Linked DNA regions of Homo sapiens: region 1 is linked to region 2. A link is a contact called in ENCODE Hi-C or POLR2A ChIA-PET data. All regions are on one chromosome and are shown on one strand. The core of a region is the stretch at or near the end of the contact, and the rest is flanking DNA. Distances in the headings are between cores, read along the strand shown.

What was found. Hi-C counts contacts between places; a loop is a spot of excess contacts on that map. ChIA-PET counts read pairs that join two places held with the same protein, here RNA polymerase II (POLR2A). Pooled maps may share reads with other maps.
Region 1: a pooled map shows a loop between it and region 2 (4-fold over the local background). The contact joins two enhancer-like sites. A Hi-C loop is called at or near these places in 2 of 50 pooled maps. POLR2A ChIA-PET finds 5 or more read pairs at or near these places in 7 of 52 experiments (HEK293, HepG2, MCF 10A and 4 more).

Annotation. Positions count from the first base shown.
Region 1 is chr7:74,601,793-74,608,823 of GRCh38, reverse strand. GTF2IRD1 (GTF2I repeat domain containing 1) reads right to left here. Exons shown (of 27, transcript NM_005685.4): 27 at 6,219-6,459. The coding sequence ends at 6,391. Among named protein-coding and RNA genes, the nearest start is that of MIR10525, 9.3 kb to the right of the region's middle. RefSeq lists a silencer at 1,917-2,326. Within about 2 kb of position 2,700, at least 19 of the 41 ENCODE cell types and tissues checked have a DNase peak (open chromatin) inside an H3K27ac peak, as active enhancers do.
Region 2 is chr7:74,475,171-74,481,675 of GRCh38, reverse strand. All of the region lies in intron 1 of GTF2IRD1 (GTF2I repeat domain containing 1), which reads right to left. Among named protein-coding and RNA genes, the nearest start is that of GTF2IRD1, 25 kb to the right of the region's middle. RefSeq lists enhancers at 1,128-1,177, 1,188-1,237, 1,288-1,337, 2,598-3,180, 3,181-3,762. Within about 2 kb of position 3,420, at least 34 of the 41 ENCODE cell types and tissues checked have a DNase peak (open chromatin) inside an H3K27ac peak, as active enhancers do.

The DNA of each region.
Region 1 (7,031 bases), core at 1,451-3,950, 130 kb before region 2:
AATTATAGCTCACTGCAGCCTTGAATCCCTGGGCTCAGGTGAGCCTCCCACCTTGGTCTCCTTAGTAGCTGGTACTACAGGTGCCCACCATCATGCCCAGCCATGAGTTTTAGGAAGATGATGAAATTTAAAAATTACAGGGCAGTGGCCAAGTGCAATGGCTCACACCTGTAATCCCAGCATTTTGTGAGTCCCAAGTGAGAGGATCCCTTGAGGCCAGGAGTTTAAGACCAGCCTGGGCAACATAGTGAACTTCTGTCTTTACAATAAGAAAAATTAGCTGGGCATGGTGGCATGTGCCTGAAGTCCCAGCCAGTTGGGAGGCGAGGCGGGGGGATCACTTGAGCCCAGGAGTTCCAGGCTTCAGTGAGCTATGATCGAGCCACTGCATTCCAGCCTGGGCCACACAAAGAGACCTTGTCTCTTTTTTTTTTTTTTTTGAGATGCAGTATTGCTCTCTCACCCAGGCTGGAGTGCAGTGGCACGATCTCAGCTCACTGCAAGCTCCGCCTCCTGGGTTCACACCATTCTCCTGCCTCAGCCTCCCGAGTAGCTGGGACTACAGGTGCCCGGCTAATTTTTTGTATGTTTTTTAGTAGAGACGGGGTTTTACCATGCTAGCCAGTATGGTCTTGATCTCCTGACCTTGTGATCCACCCACCTCGGCCTCCCAAGGTGCTGGGATTACAGGTGTGAGCCACCGCACCCGGCCTTTTTTTTTTTTTTGAGATGGAGTTTTGCTCTGTTGCCCAGGCTGGCGTGTGCAGCGGTGCGATCTCCACTCACTGCAACCTCCACCTTCTGGTTTCAAGCGATTCTCCTGCCTCAGCCTCCCGAGTAGCTGGGATTACAGGCATCCGTCACCACGCCCAGCTAATTTTTGTATTTTTTAGTAGAGACGGGGTTTCACTATGTTGGCCAGGCTGGTCTTGAACTCTTGACCTCGTGATCCGCCCGCCTCAGCCTCCCAAAGTGCTGGGATTACAGGTGTGAGCCATCTCGACCGGCCGAGACCCTGTCTTTTAGAAAAAAAAAAAGTAATAATTAATAATGAAGATAAATAACGCTTTGGTTCCTTAAAAAGAGGTACCTCGCAGGGCCGTTGGAAGCACCAGCCAGGAGAGCTCAGGACCAACCCTCCCCTGAGTGCACCAAGCCAGGCACCTGGGCGGTGCGGGAGGGTGGCCCGAGGGGAGCAGGTGCCCCGTCTCGTTTTGTGGCCCGTCCCTGCGCCAATTATTGCTTTATTACTGTTTTCAGTCAGATATAATTCCAGCATTTTCTATAATCTTGATCTTTTCATTGATACCAGATTTTTGTACAATGATTTGTATATAAAATGACTGTGTACCCACCAGAATACATTCCCCGGCAATTAGAACGTTTAAGATGCAGCTCCTAACCGTCCTTCATTTATTACTTTTGAAAGTGTTTTGTGATTTTTTTGGGGATGTGTTTACAAATCCAATAACAATTCTCATTTAGAGTTGCAAAACACGAAGCCATTTCGAACCGAGACAGATGGCAGCTAAATGAAGTTTAATTAAAGAATGAGTGCTTTGAATCAAATCACTTTTTAAAAAGTACAGTACACTGAGATTCTGGAGAGGTTGCATAAACAGCATCTGGGCGCTTCTGCGAGGAAAAGAGTCAGTAAGGCTTTCCCATCGGATAAGGGGCTGGGCGGGCGCAGGGTGGGCGAAGGGAAAAGCGGCCCTTTGCACAAGACCTCTGTCCTCTGCCTGGACACACCTCCCAAAGCCCAGGCCTCCAGGGACTGGGGGAAACTCACAGGAGGCAACCTCTTGCTTCAAACGCTTTGGCTTGGAGCAGGGGAAGGGGGTGGGAGAGGGGTCCCCACTTCTGCCCTTTCTTTAAGACATAGGGTCTCGCTGTGTTGCCCAGGCTGGAGTGCAGCGGCTCAATCCTCTGCTTTTAGGGAAGCGGGAGGATACGAGGGTTTGCTGCACCGACCCACTTAATTGCACGCCATCTGCACAGTGAGCCTGAAAGAGAACAGATTGGGAGCTTCGCGGGCCTTTGCGCGGATGAAGGAGGATCGGGTTCCCCGGCCCGCCCTACCCCCGGGCTCTGCGCCCTCTCCATGCACGGGATGGCAGTGCCCGCGGGCACAGTCTCAGCCCCGCCGCTCCCGGCCGGGGCAGGAGCCACTTCCGGCTCTGGCCGCGGATCTGAGCGGTGGAGCGGGGGCGGCGGGTCTAGACGACCGACAGGCGCCAGCGGGCGGTGGCGGGCGGGAGGGGGCGCCAGGTGGGCCGGGCCCGGGGGACGGAACGGTGGGACAGAAGGCTGGGGACCCGACCCCCTGCGAGGCGCCTGGAACGCCGCACCTAGATGCTTGCACTGGGTGCAAGGAAAGCAAAACAGATTTTAAATCCAGAGTCACAGGATCGGGGGTGGGGGATGGGTTACAGGACGTGAGGGTTGAAGGCAAGGTGGCAGCTGCAAGGACTCTTCAGATCATCTTGACTTCATAGGCAGTTTCTGCTTGGAGGTGGTGGCCAGTTGAGGAGGTCACTCCTGCCCCCATCCTGGAGTGGAAAAAGTGGGCCCGGCCCAGGGCAGGGGCTGAGGGTGGAGTGGAGGCGCCTGGTGGCACTGGGAGCCACTAGGAGGTGGGAGGGAGGAAGGTGAGGCTGGCAGCTGACTGGGTGGGGGGTTTGCACCAGCGGAGAGGGGGTGGCTGTGCCAGGCACGTGGTTTCTAGCGTCTTTCCAGGAGGAAGTGTGGTCTGGAAGGCTGGGATGGGGCCTTCCTCCCAGCTCTGGGCATGGATGGGACTGACCCTGAGGACTGGCAGAAGCCCTGGACTAAAGTTTTGACCATTTCCTCAGCTGATTCAGAACTCAGTCCCTCCAAGCCACAGGCCTCATTCTGGGCCCTGGGTGGACGGTTAGAGCCAGATCCTGGGACCACCCTGACCCCTGACTCTCCAGAACCCCTCGTCCACCCGACTGGCTGACCCTCTAGTTATTTTCTCCACCTGGCCCAAACCACTGCCATCTCTCTCTCTCTCTCTTTTTTTGAGACGGAGTCTCGCTCTGTTGCCCAGGCTGGAGTGCAGTGGTGCGATCTCAGCTCACTGCCAATCTCTGCCTCTTGGGTTCAAGAGATTCTTCTGCCTCAGCCTCCAGAGTAGTTGGGATTACAGGTGTCCACCACCATGCCCAGCTAATTTTTGTATTTTTAGTAGAGACAGGGTTTCACCATGTTGGCCAGGCTGGTCTCGAACTCCTGGCCTCAGGTGATCCACCCACCTCAGCCTCCCAAAGTGCTGGGATTACAGGCATGAGCCACTACGCCTGGCCTCTACTGCTATCTTCTGTTGGAGCCTCCCAGGTGGTCTTCTGATGTATTCCTCCCTTCCTTCTCCGACATCTCTCAGCGGGCAGGGGCACCCTTCCAAAATGCAGACCTAGGCCTGGCTCTCCCCCAGGTACTTCCTGCTGTGGGTCTCATTTGCCTTCTGGAAATTGCCTTGGCCCGGCTTATGAGGCCTTCCACGTGGGTCGGTGAGAAAAAGTACGCAGCTCTGTCCCAGAGTGCATGGCTGGGCAGGTGTAACCCAGGCTGGATGTCTGCCTCTGCCCACCACTTCAGCCCGGCACCATGTGTAGGAGACACCTGCTTAGCGTCCTCGGGAACCCTGACTAAGTCCACACCTGCCCTGACATGTCACCTCCAGCCACCCTGTGTCTGCTCTGGTGACACCTTCTTATTCCTGGAACGTACCCAGTCCCTGTCCAGCTCCGTTTTTGCCCACATCGCTCTCGTCTTAAACACCCACCTACCTCAGCCCTCCTCTCTTTGTCCCCCCAAAGCCTCACTTGCTCTTCAAGCCTCAGCTTCAAGGACTCTTCCTACTTTCTGCACTAGGTGAGGCCCCCCCGCTTTGTTTTTTCAGAGGCAGGGTCTTGCTCTGTTGCCCATGCTCAAGAGCAGTGGTGCAATCACGGCTCACTGCAGTGTCAAACTCTTGGTCTCAAACAATCCTCCTGCCTCAGCCTCCAGAGTAGCTGGGACCACGCACACACCACCATACCCAGCTAATTAACATTTTTTAGAGAAAGGGTTCCACTATGTTGTCTAGGCTGGTCTTGAACTCCTGGCCTCAAGCGATCCTCCCACCTTGGCCTCCCAAAGCACTGGGATTACAGGCCTGAGCCACCGCACCAGCCCTACTCTGTTTTGTACTCCCTGGCAGCTGCCTCCCCAATTAGGACACTCAGCTGCTTGGCCTCCCCAGCCAGAAGGGCAGGGCTCAGTAAATATGTGTCACCCAATAAGCAGGGACTGGGTGCCAGGCCTTGGACGCCTGCCACGCTCTTGTGACTTGTCTTTCTGCCTTCAGTCTTGTCCCTTCCTTCAACTTCCCACCTGCCCCTAAAGTGGTCTTTCTGAGACACAGCTGGGACCCCATCACTCTGCTTGTCAGGTATCCAGAGCTCTATCCAAAATCATCCCAGGCTGGGCATGGTGGCTCACGCCTCTAATCCCAGCACTCTGGGAGGCTGGGGCAGGAGGATGGCTTGAGCCCAGGAATTTGCAGCCAGCCTGGGCAACATAACCCAAGACCCCATCTCTACAAAAAAATCAAAAAATTAGCTGGGTGTGGTGGCTCACACCTGTAGTCCCAGCTACTCTGGAGGCTGAGGCAGGAGGATTACTTGAGCCCAGGAGTTTGAGGCTGCAGGAAGATATGATCGTGCCACTGCATTCCAGCCTGGGGACACAGAAAGAACTTGCCTCTGAAAAAAGAAAACTTGTCCTGCCCCCACCCCACCCCCCTTTTTTTTTGAGATGGAGTTTCATTCTTGTTGCCCAGGCTGGAGTGCAATGGTACAGTCTCGGCTCACTGCAACCTCTGCCTCCTGGGTCCAAGCAATTCTCCTGCCTCTGCCTTCCAAGTAGCTGGAATTACAGTTGCGCGCCACCACACCTGGCTAATTTTTTTGTATTTTTAGTAGAGATAGGGTTTCATCATGTTGGCTGGGCTGGTCTCGAACTCCTGACTTCAGGCGATCTGCACACCTTGGCCTCTCAATGTGCTGGGATTACAGGCGTGAGCCACCGCACCTGGTCTCCAAACCCCTTTTTGAAGAAGCCTCCCATCCAGCCACAGTGCTTCACTGGGATGGGCCCCTCCCTCTCTGACATTTACCATATTTAACACTTTTTTTTTTTTTTGAGACAGGGTCTTGCTTTGTCGCCCAGGCTGGAGTGCAGTGGTGTAATCATGACTCACTACAGCCTCAACCATCTTTACTCAAGCAATCCTCCTCCTGCCTCAGCCTCCTGAGTAGCTGGACTCCAGGTGTGTGCACCACCACGCCTGGCTAATTTTTGTGCTTTTGTTTTGTTTTTTTGAGACGGACTTTTGTTCTTCTTGCCCCAGCTGCAGTGCAATGGCGTGGTCTCAGCTCACTGCAACCTCTGCCTCCCAGGTTCAAGTGATTCTCCTACCTCAGCCTCCTGAGTAGCTGGGATTACAGGTTCCCGCCACCACACCTGGCTAATTTTTGCATTTTTAGTAGAGATGGGGTTTCACCATGTTGGCCAGGCTGGTCTCGAACTCCTGACCTCAGGTGATCCACCCGCCTCGGCCTCCCAAAGTGCTGGGATTACAGGCATGAGCCATCATGCCCGGCCTCATTTTTGCATTTTCGTACAGACGGGGTCTCCTTATGTTGCCCAGGCTAGTCTCAAACTCCTGACCTCAGGTGATTCACCCGCCTCAGCCTCCCAGAGTGCTGGGATTACAGGTGTAAGCCACATTTAACATTTTCTAGAGAAAGGGTTCTACTATGTTGCCTAGGCTCATCTCAAACTCCTGGTCTCAAGCAATCCTCCCACCTTGGCCTCCCAAAGCATCGGTATTACAGGCCAATGAGGTCGAACTCCTGACCTCAAGCAATCCACCCACCTCGACATCCCAAAGTGCTGGGATTCCAGGCATGAGCCACCACGCCCGGCCCCGTGGCACATTTTCCTTCCGTGGCTTTTCTTCTTGAGGTCACGTGCTCCCAGGAGCACAGAGAGCTCTGGGGTCTTCCTGGACACTACCTCTGCTGTGATGAAGAAGGAGGGCCTTGGCAGGCCACCTGAGCTGCGTTTCCTGACCCTGTCCCCAGTGACAGCTGCGGCCACGATCCAAAAGAGAACATGAAACAGTGACCGTAAAAGTAAAGGCAACACTCTTTTTTTTTTTTTTCTTTTTTTACTTATTTAAAAAGGCCTTGGTGGCAGGAATATAGTGTAAAAATCATTGGAAAAACTAAAAGGCATCGATACATATCCGAATATACATTTTGTACATAAATTACATTTCCTTTAGTCTTTCTGAGTGAGGTCCTGATTCAGTACTGAGGTCTAGTAATTAAGAGGTCCCGGGAGCTGCACGTTCAGGCCGGCATAGTCCACCATGTACATTGGCCATTGCTAGAGAGAGGGACAAAGGGACTGGATTAGGACTCCAGGTGATGCGGAACAAACCCAAAATGCTTAGTTCTGCTTTTGGAAGAGCTTTCTCAGAGGCTATTTATTTATATTTTTTATTTTTTTGAGATGGAGTTTCACTCTTCTGCCCAGGCTGGAGTGCAGTGATGCAATCTCGGCTCACTGCAACCTTGGCCCCGCGGGTTCAAGCGAGTCTCCTGCCTCAGCCTCCCGAGTAGCTGGGATTATAGGCGCCCGCCACCATGCCCGGCTAATTTTTCTATTTTTAGTAGAGACGGGGTTTTGCCATGTTGGCCAGGCTGGTCTTGAACTCCTGAGCCTCAAGTGATCCGCCTGCCTCGGCCTCCCAAAGTGCTAGGATTACAGGCGTGAGCCACCACACCCAGCCTATTTATTTATTTTTGAGATGGAGTCTCGTTCTCTTGCCCAGGCTGGAGTGCAATGGGACGATCTTGGCTCACTGCAGCCTCAATCCCCTTGGGCTCAAATGATCCTCCTGCCCCAGCCTCCCAAGTAGCTGCGACCACAGGCACGTGCCACCATGCCTGGCTAAT
Region 2 (6,505 bases), core at 2,171-4,670:
CCCAGCAGAGGCTGATTCCAACACTGGACAGGATGACCTCAGGGGCATACACAGTGCAGCCCGGGATGCAAACTCCAGACCGTGCATCTCAGGGTGGGATCCATGCCTGACTTTGCTTCCCTCTACTTTTCTGTATTTTCTAAGTCACCTAAGGTAAGTATTACTTTTACAATTTGGAAAGAAACAACAGAAACCTCATCCTTTAAAAACAAAAGCAGGCTGGGCGTGGTGGCTCACTCCTGTAATCCCAACACTCTGGGAGCCAGAGAAGCAGGAGGATTGCCTGAGGCCAAGAGTTTGAGACCAGCCTGGGCAACATCGCAAGACCCCATCTCTAACAAAAAATTTAAAATATGAGCCGGGCGTGGTGGCACGCGCCTGTCGTCACAGCTACTCAGAAAGCTGAGGTGGGAGGATGGCTTGAGCCCAGGAGTTCAAGAATGCATCGAACTGGGATTGCGCCACTGCACTCCAGCCTGGGCGATAGAGCAAGACCTCATTTCTAAAAAAATTTTCCTTTTAAATAAAAAATAGAGCAAAACAAAAAGCAAAACCAACCATCCAACACAGCTGCTCCACCCCATGACAGGAAAGTTGGCCCCAGGCGGGGGCAAAGGGGCAGTCCAGGAAGTACAGGGATTCATGCTGCCTTCCAAGGGGAAGTGAGGGAGCCGCCTGCCTCTTCCCTGGAGGGGCTGGGGGAAGCCGATCTGAGGCCTGGCCATGCGAAGCCCCATCTGCCCTTCATCTAGGCTTCTGGAAGGTAGGGCGTCCTTCCTCCACGTGGAGGACGGGATTTAGGAAAAGGGGCTGTCTCCTCTCAGCTCGGGCTGTGCATCAGGTACTAGGAGCACTCAAAGAGAGCCCCCAAACTCAGGTTTCTCCATTTCTCTCCCGTCCCCCGGGGCGGGCACGGAGGGACTCCGCCGCCGCCGGCAGTATGCGGGGTCCAGGCCGCCCCATGCCTGCTCTACCAGGAGGGGAGGCCAGGATCCGCCGGGCAGACGGCTCCGCGGTTCAGGTTTCCACCCTTGTTATTTAAAGCCTGAGCCTGGCTCCTGGCAGGCGGGCAGGGGCGGCCGCCTGCCTGCGTGACCAGGATGAGAAATCGCAGTCCTGACGCGGGCCTGCGTGCCTATGGCAACTGGCGTTGTGGCCTTGGAGACTAATCTCCGGGCTGTCAGCCGGCGGGGACTCTCCAGCAGGGCCACGGCTCCCTGCAAAGGCCCTTGGCTGGGGGATCGGACAAGGCTCTCTTCCAGTGGAGGAGGGGGCGCTTGCCCCTGCACTGGGGCCCCTGGCCAGGCTCACAGATCCACATGTTCCCACGGCCACAGCCTCCGTCACACACACACGTGGGGACAATCACAGGGGTGGGGACACAGCCACCAGCTCACAGGCACCAATACTCTCTCACACTGTGTCCCACACCGCACAGGGCCCAACAGCAGGTGCTCCTGCCCTTGAAGGATTCCCAGGCTGGCAGGGAAAATGACCAAAAAAATAGACTACTGGGAAAAAAAAAAAAGATTAAAACACAGTGCAAGGATTTGAGCTGAGTGATGGTTACATGAGTATACAAGTCGGGGGAAAATTCATCACACGGGATGCTTAAGATTTATGTACTTGGGCTGGGTGCGATGGCTCACGACTGTAATCCCAGCACTTAGGGAGGCCGAGGCGGGCAGATCACTTGAGGTCAGGAGTTTGAGACCAGCCTGGCCAACATGGCAAAACCCCGTCTCTACTAAAAATACAAAAATTAGCTGGGCATGGTGGACGCGCCTATAAGCCACTCAGGAGGCTGAGACAGGAGAATTGTTTGAACCCAGGATGGGGACGTTGCAATGAGCCAAGACCACGCCACTCCAGCCTAGATGACAGAGCAGGACTCTGTCTCCAAAAAAAAAAAAAAAAAAAAAAGATTCATGTACTCATGTACTTTACTGGAAGTAAATTATGCTTCAGTGAAAGATAAAAATAAGTGGCATGGAAGAAGCCCAGGACGGCGGGTGAGGCAGTCAGGGTGGGGCTTCCTGGAGGAGGTGACACCTGAGCTGCCGGGACCCTCCCAGGGGAGTTGGCGTTTGCAGGTGAGGAGGGGAGACAGGCACTGTGCCCAGGCCCTGCTCTTCTACAAGGGAGGCGCCTTCCCTGCCCCACCGCAGCACCCACCTCCCCTAGAAATAAATGCTGAATAAATAAAGACCTGTTTGAAGGAGTGCCAAATTACTGGCTGCCCAGGAAACCCAACCGCCAGCCTGGGCCGCCCACGTGTCCTGGTCGGGCCTGAGCGGGGCCAGAGGCTGTGGGAGTGGGTGGGTGGGTGGGGAACAAATCCAGCTCTGCATGGCTGGAGTGTGCAGGGCAGGGCAGGAAGTGGTGGGCAGAGACCAGCGTGGCCATTGGGGTGAGGCCAAGGATCTCGGAAGGTCAGCCTCGCTGCAGGGTGTGGGGCAGGGGTGAGACGTGGGCAGTGAGGGGGATCCCAGGAAGCTACGGCGGAGGAACTGTCGGGTCATGCTTGGAGTTGGGGAGCCAGGAGTTGCCAAGTCTCTGCGACAGCCCAGGCCAGAGACAGCCAGGCATGAAGCAGACAGCAGCAGGGGATGGAGGACGGGGCAGAGCTTTGGGACCAGGAGCTGGCGACGGGGGGTCCCAAGGGAGGCACCTGGAATGACCACCAGGTTTCTGATCCCAGGAGTTTGAGACCAGCCTGGGCAACATAGTGAGACCCCATCTCTATAATTTTTTTTTTTTTAATTAGCCTAGTGTGATAGCATGTGCCTGTAGTCCCAGCTACTCCAGAGGCTGGGGTGGGAGGGTTGCTTGGGCCCAGGAGGCAGAGGTTGCAGTGAGCCATGATCACGCTACTGCACTCCAGCCTGGACAATACAGCAAGACCCTATCTCAAAAAAAAAGGTGGGGCTGGTGGCTCATGCCTATAATCCCAGCACTTTGGGAGGCTGAGGTGGGTGGTTCAGTTGAGGCCAGGAGTTTGAGACCAGCCTGGCCAACATGGTGAAACCCCATCTCTACTAAAAGCATAAAAATTAGTTGGGCGTGGTGGCATGTGCCTGTAATCCCAGCTACTCAGGAGGATGAGGTGGGAGGATCGCTTGAGCCCAAGAGTTCTAGGCTACAGTGAGCTATGATCGCACCACTGCACTCCAGCCTGGGTGACAGAGCAAGACCCTGTCTCTAAACACACACACACACACACAATGCTCAAACTTTCCTCTCCCCACTGAGCAAAAGGGTGATGGTAATTCTACTGCTCTCAGCTCTGTGAGAGCCCCACGTGAGAATGTGTGAACAGGGCCTGGCGCTGGGCCTGGGGACACCAAGTGCCCGCTCACTTAACAGCAGTGATGACGGGGACGATTGCTCAAGCTGACATCACCCGCCGAGCTGCTGTCCACCCCTGACATCAGGTCCCGTGTTGCTCACAGTATATCTCTGTCCCTCCACGCAAGGGGCGGTTGGGGAGTGCTGGGTGGGAAATGCAGGCTTGGCACCCAGCTAGGGGTCAGGGAACCCGGGCATTTGGTGCCCCCAGTTCTGGCTGAGCCCCGGAGGCTTATCTGAGCTCATGTGCATGGTGCAGAAGTATTTATTTGTTCTCAGGCAGGCATCTGAAAAGCGTGGGGGCTGGGTGTCAGGAGACAGTGGGAGGAAACCAGCTCTGGGGCGGTGCCAACCCCTGGGGCCAGGCAGTGCAGGGGGGCCCTGGGATCCTGTCTCCCAAGAACCCTTCGCTTGCCAGACATAAACATGCCTTCTCAGAACAACACGGATGAGGAACATCAGGCCTTTTCTTGTCGGGAAAAGGCTGGACGGAAAAAAGCCCATTACTCGTGGGTGATCTAATCCTGGGGCGCTGGCTCACGGGGCCCCCAGCCCTGCCCGCCTGAGCCGGCTCACTCCCCGACCTCTACCCACCCATGCCCCTGCAACCACTGAGCCAACGGGTGAGGACAGGTGTCCCAGGGCAGGCTATGCCCTGCAGTGGGCTGGGGAACAGCCCACCTGCTATGTAAAACCTCAGCACTAGCACTGCCCCTCCCTGGGCCTCAGTTTCTCCATCTGTCAATGGAGAACCTGGGCTAGAAGTTGTCTGAGGGCCTTGCCATCCTTGGCCCCAGATGGAAGGATCCCCATGCCCCCTCCCTCCCCTGGCATCTGGCCTCCCCACCTGCCCTGACCTACTCCAAAGCATTCATTATAGTCACCCCATTCCAGTCACCCAGCCCTGCCCTGCCCCGTCCCACCCCAAATGCCCTCTGGCCCTCCCCGCACCTCTTTTTTTTTTGGACACAAAAAAAAAACTGTCGCCCAGGCTGGAGTGCACTGGTGCGATCTTAGCTCACTGCAACCTCTGTCTCTCAGGTTCAAGTGATTCTCCTGACTCAGCCTCTTGAGTAGCGGGGATTACAGGTGCGCACTGGCATGTGTGGCTAATTTTTGTATTTTTAGTAGAGATGGGGTTTCACCATGTTGGCCAGGCTGGTCTCAAACTCCTGGCCTCAAGTGATCCTCCCTCCTCAGCCTCCCAAAGTGCTGGGATTACAGGCGCGATCCACCACGCCCAGCCCCGTTCTTGCTTTAAACACTTGGATGCCCCATCTTCCAGAGCCCTTTCATCTTCTAGTCCCCATTCCAGAGGCTTCCCTATTTCCAGTCTTGGGCCTACCCACATCCTCAGCCCTTGTTCCCGTCTTTTAGATGCTGTGGGACGCTGACTAAGTGCTCATTTTCACCACACCTGTTAGGACCCAGTCCCTGAACGGGGGTGAATCAGGCCCACTCCTTGCCCTGGAGCTCCTGGGTGAGGAAAGAGAAGCTAAAGTTTATAAACGGTGACCAAAGATCATCAGCTCCTCATGTGGGGAGTGACCAGGCGTGGGCACATCCAGGATGGATGGCTGGCATCGGCCCAGGAGCACTGGCCCCAAAGGCTGGGTGGCTGTTCAGTGGGGAAGACTGGGGCCAAGGTCAGCTTGGGCAAAGGCTAGAGGCAGGAGAGTACGGTGGGGAACCGATGAAATCTGGGAGGTTCAGAGGCAGGCGGATCACTTAAGGTCAGGAGTTTGAGATCAGCCTGGCCAACACAGTGAAACCCCATCTCTACTAAAAATAAAAAAATTAGCCGAGCCTGGTGGCGTGCACCTGTATCCCAGCTACTTGGGAGGCTGAGGCAGGAGAATCGCTTGAACCCGGGAGGCAGAGGTTGCAGTGAGCCGAGATCGCACCGCTGCACTCCAGCCTGGGCGACAGAGTGAGACTCCGTCTCAAAAGAAAAAAAAAAAGGAGGTTCAGAAGGCTTCCAAGCGGGCGTGGAAGAGGCAGACATCCACCAGGAACTTGGGCTTGCCAGGCCAGGCTGGGCTGAGCCATGATTTAGTAATAAAAATAACAACTAGCTGCCATCAGCCCCTTCTCTGGGGCTTGGGCGGGACCCACCAGGCACCACCAGCCCACACCTACGCCATCCCATTTTACAGACAGGAGTCCAGAGCATCGGGATTAGTTGACTTGTAAGTGTCCACACCATCCAACTGCAAAATAGCCACACCCCCATCCCTCACCACCACCAGGCATTGGAGAAGAGGCTGTTTTGTACAGGTGTCTATCCGTTATCGGGTACCTGGACCACACCTGCCACCTCCACGCACACAGACATCTTGGCAGATGCTCATCAGTGGGTGCCGCCAGCCCATTCATTCATTCCACAAACACCAAAGCACCCACTGCAGGCCCAATGTGTACTCCAGATCAGGAATGTCACCAGACAGGCAGGATCAGGCCGCAGAGTCCAGGAAGTCCCCCGTCACCCCGGCGGGTGACTACGCATCAGACGGGTGGCTCACGTTAATGGCCTGGTCCCTGAGGAATGGCACCCCTTGTTTTGTAGCTGGGTGTGCGCATGCACACACATCCGGCCCTTTCTCTGAACACCTGCATTACTTCCACTTCTGCCCTCACCTGTCAGAAAAGCCTGGCCACCTGCATCCAACCTGGGCTTGCCCGAGCCTTGGCCAGGTGGTGCAATTTCATGAAGCGGCCCCTCCCCTTCCAAAACCCAGGGACAGAGCAACTTGGAGGAGTCCAGCCCGGGCCACACCCTCCCCTCCCTAGGGTACAGCAACAGATGGCAGGGCAGCCCCTCACCAAAACCCTGTAGTCTCAGGAACGTACATGAGGCCAGGCCCCAGGAGGTCTGGGTCTAGTGGAGGCTCAGCCTCGAGTGGCTGTGTGATGCTGGAGAACTTCCTTCCCCTCTCTGGGCCCCAGTACCCTCCAATGAAGACATATTAACACCCTGTCCCTTCCTCACAAAGTAGAGGTGGGAGGTGAGAGTCAGGCCCAATGGACAAGGGTTGAGTATCATTTTTCTTTTCTTTCTTTCTTTTTTTAAGAGACAGGGTCTCTTGCTCTGTCACCCAGCCTATGATCGCAATGGCGTGATCATAGCTCACTGCAGCCTCCAACTCCTGGGTTCAAG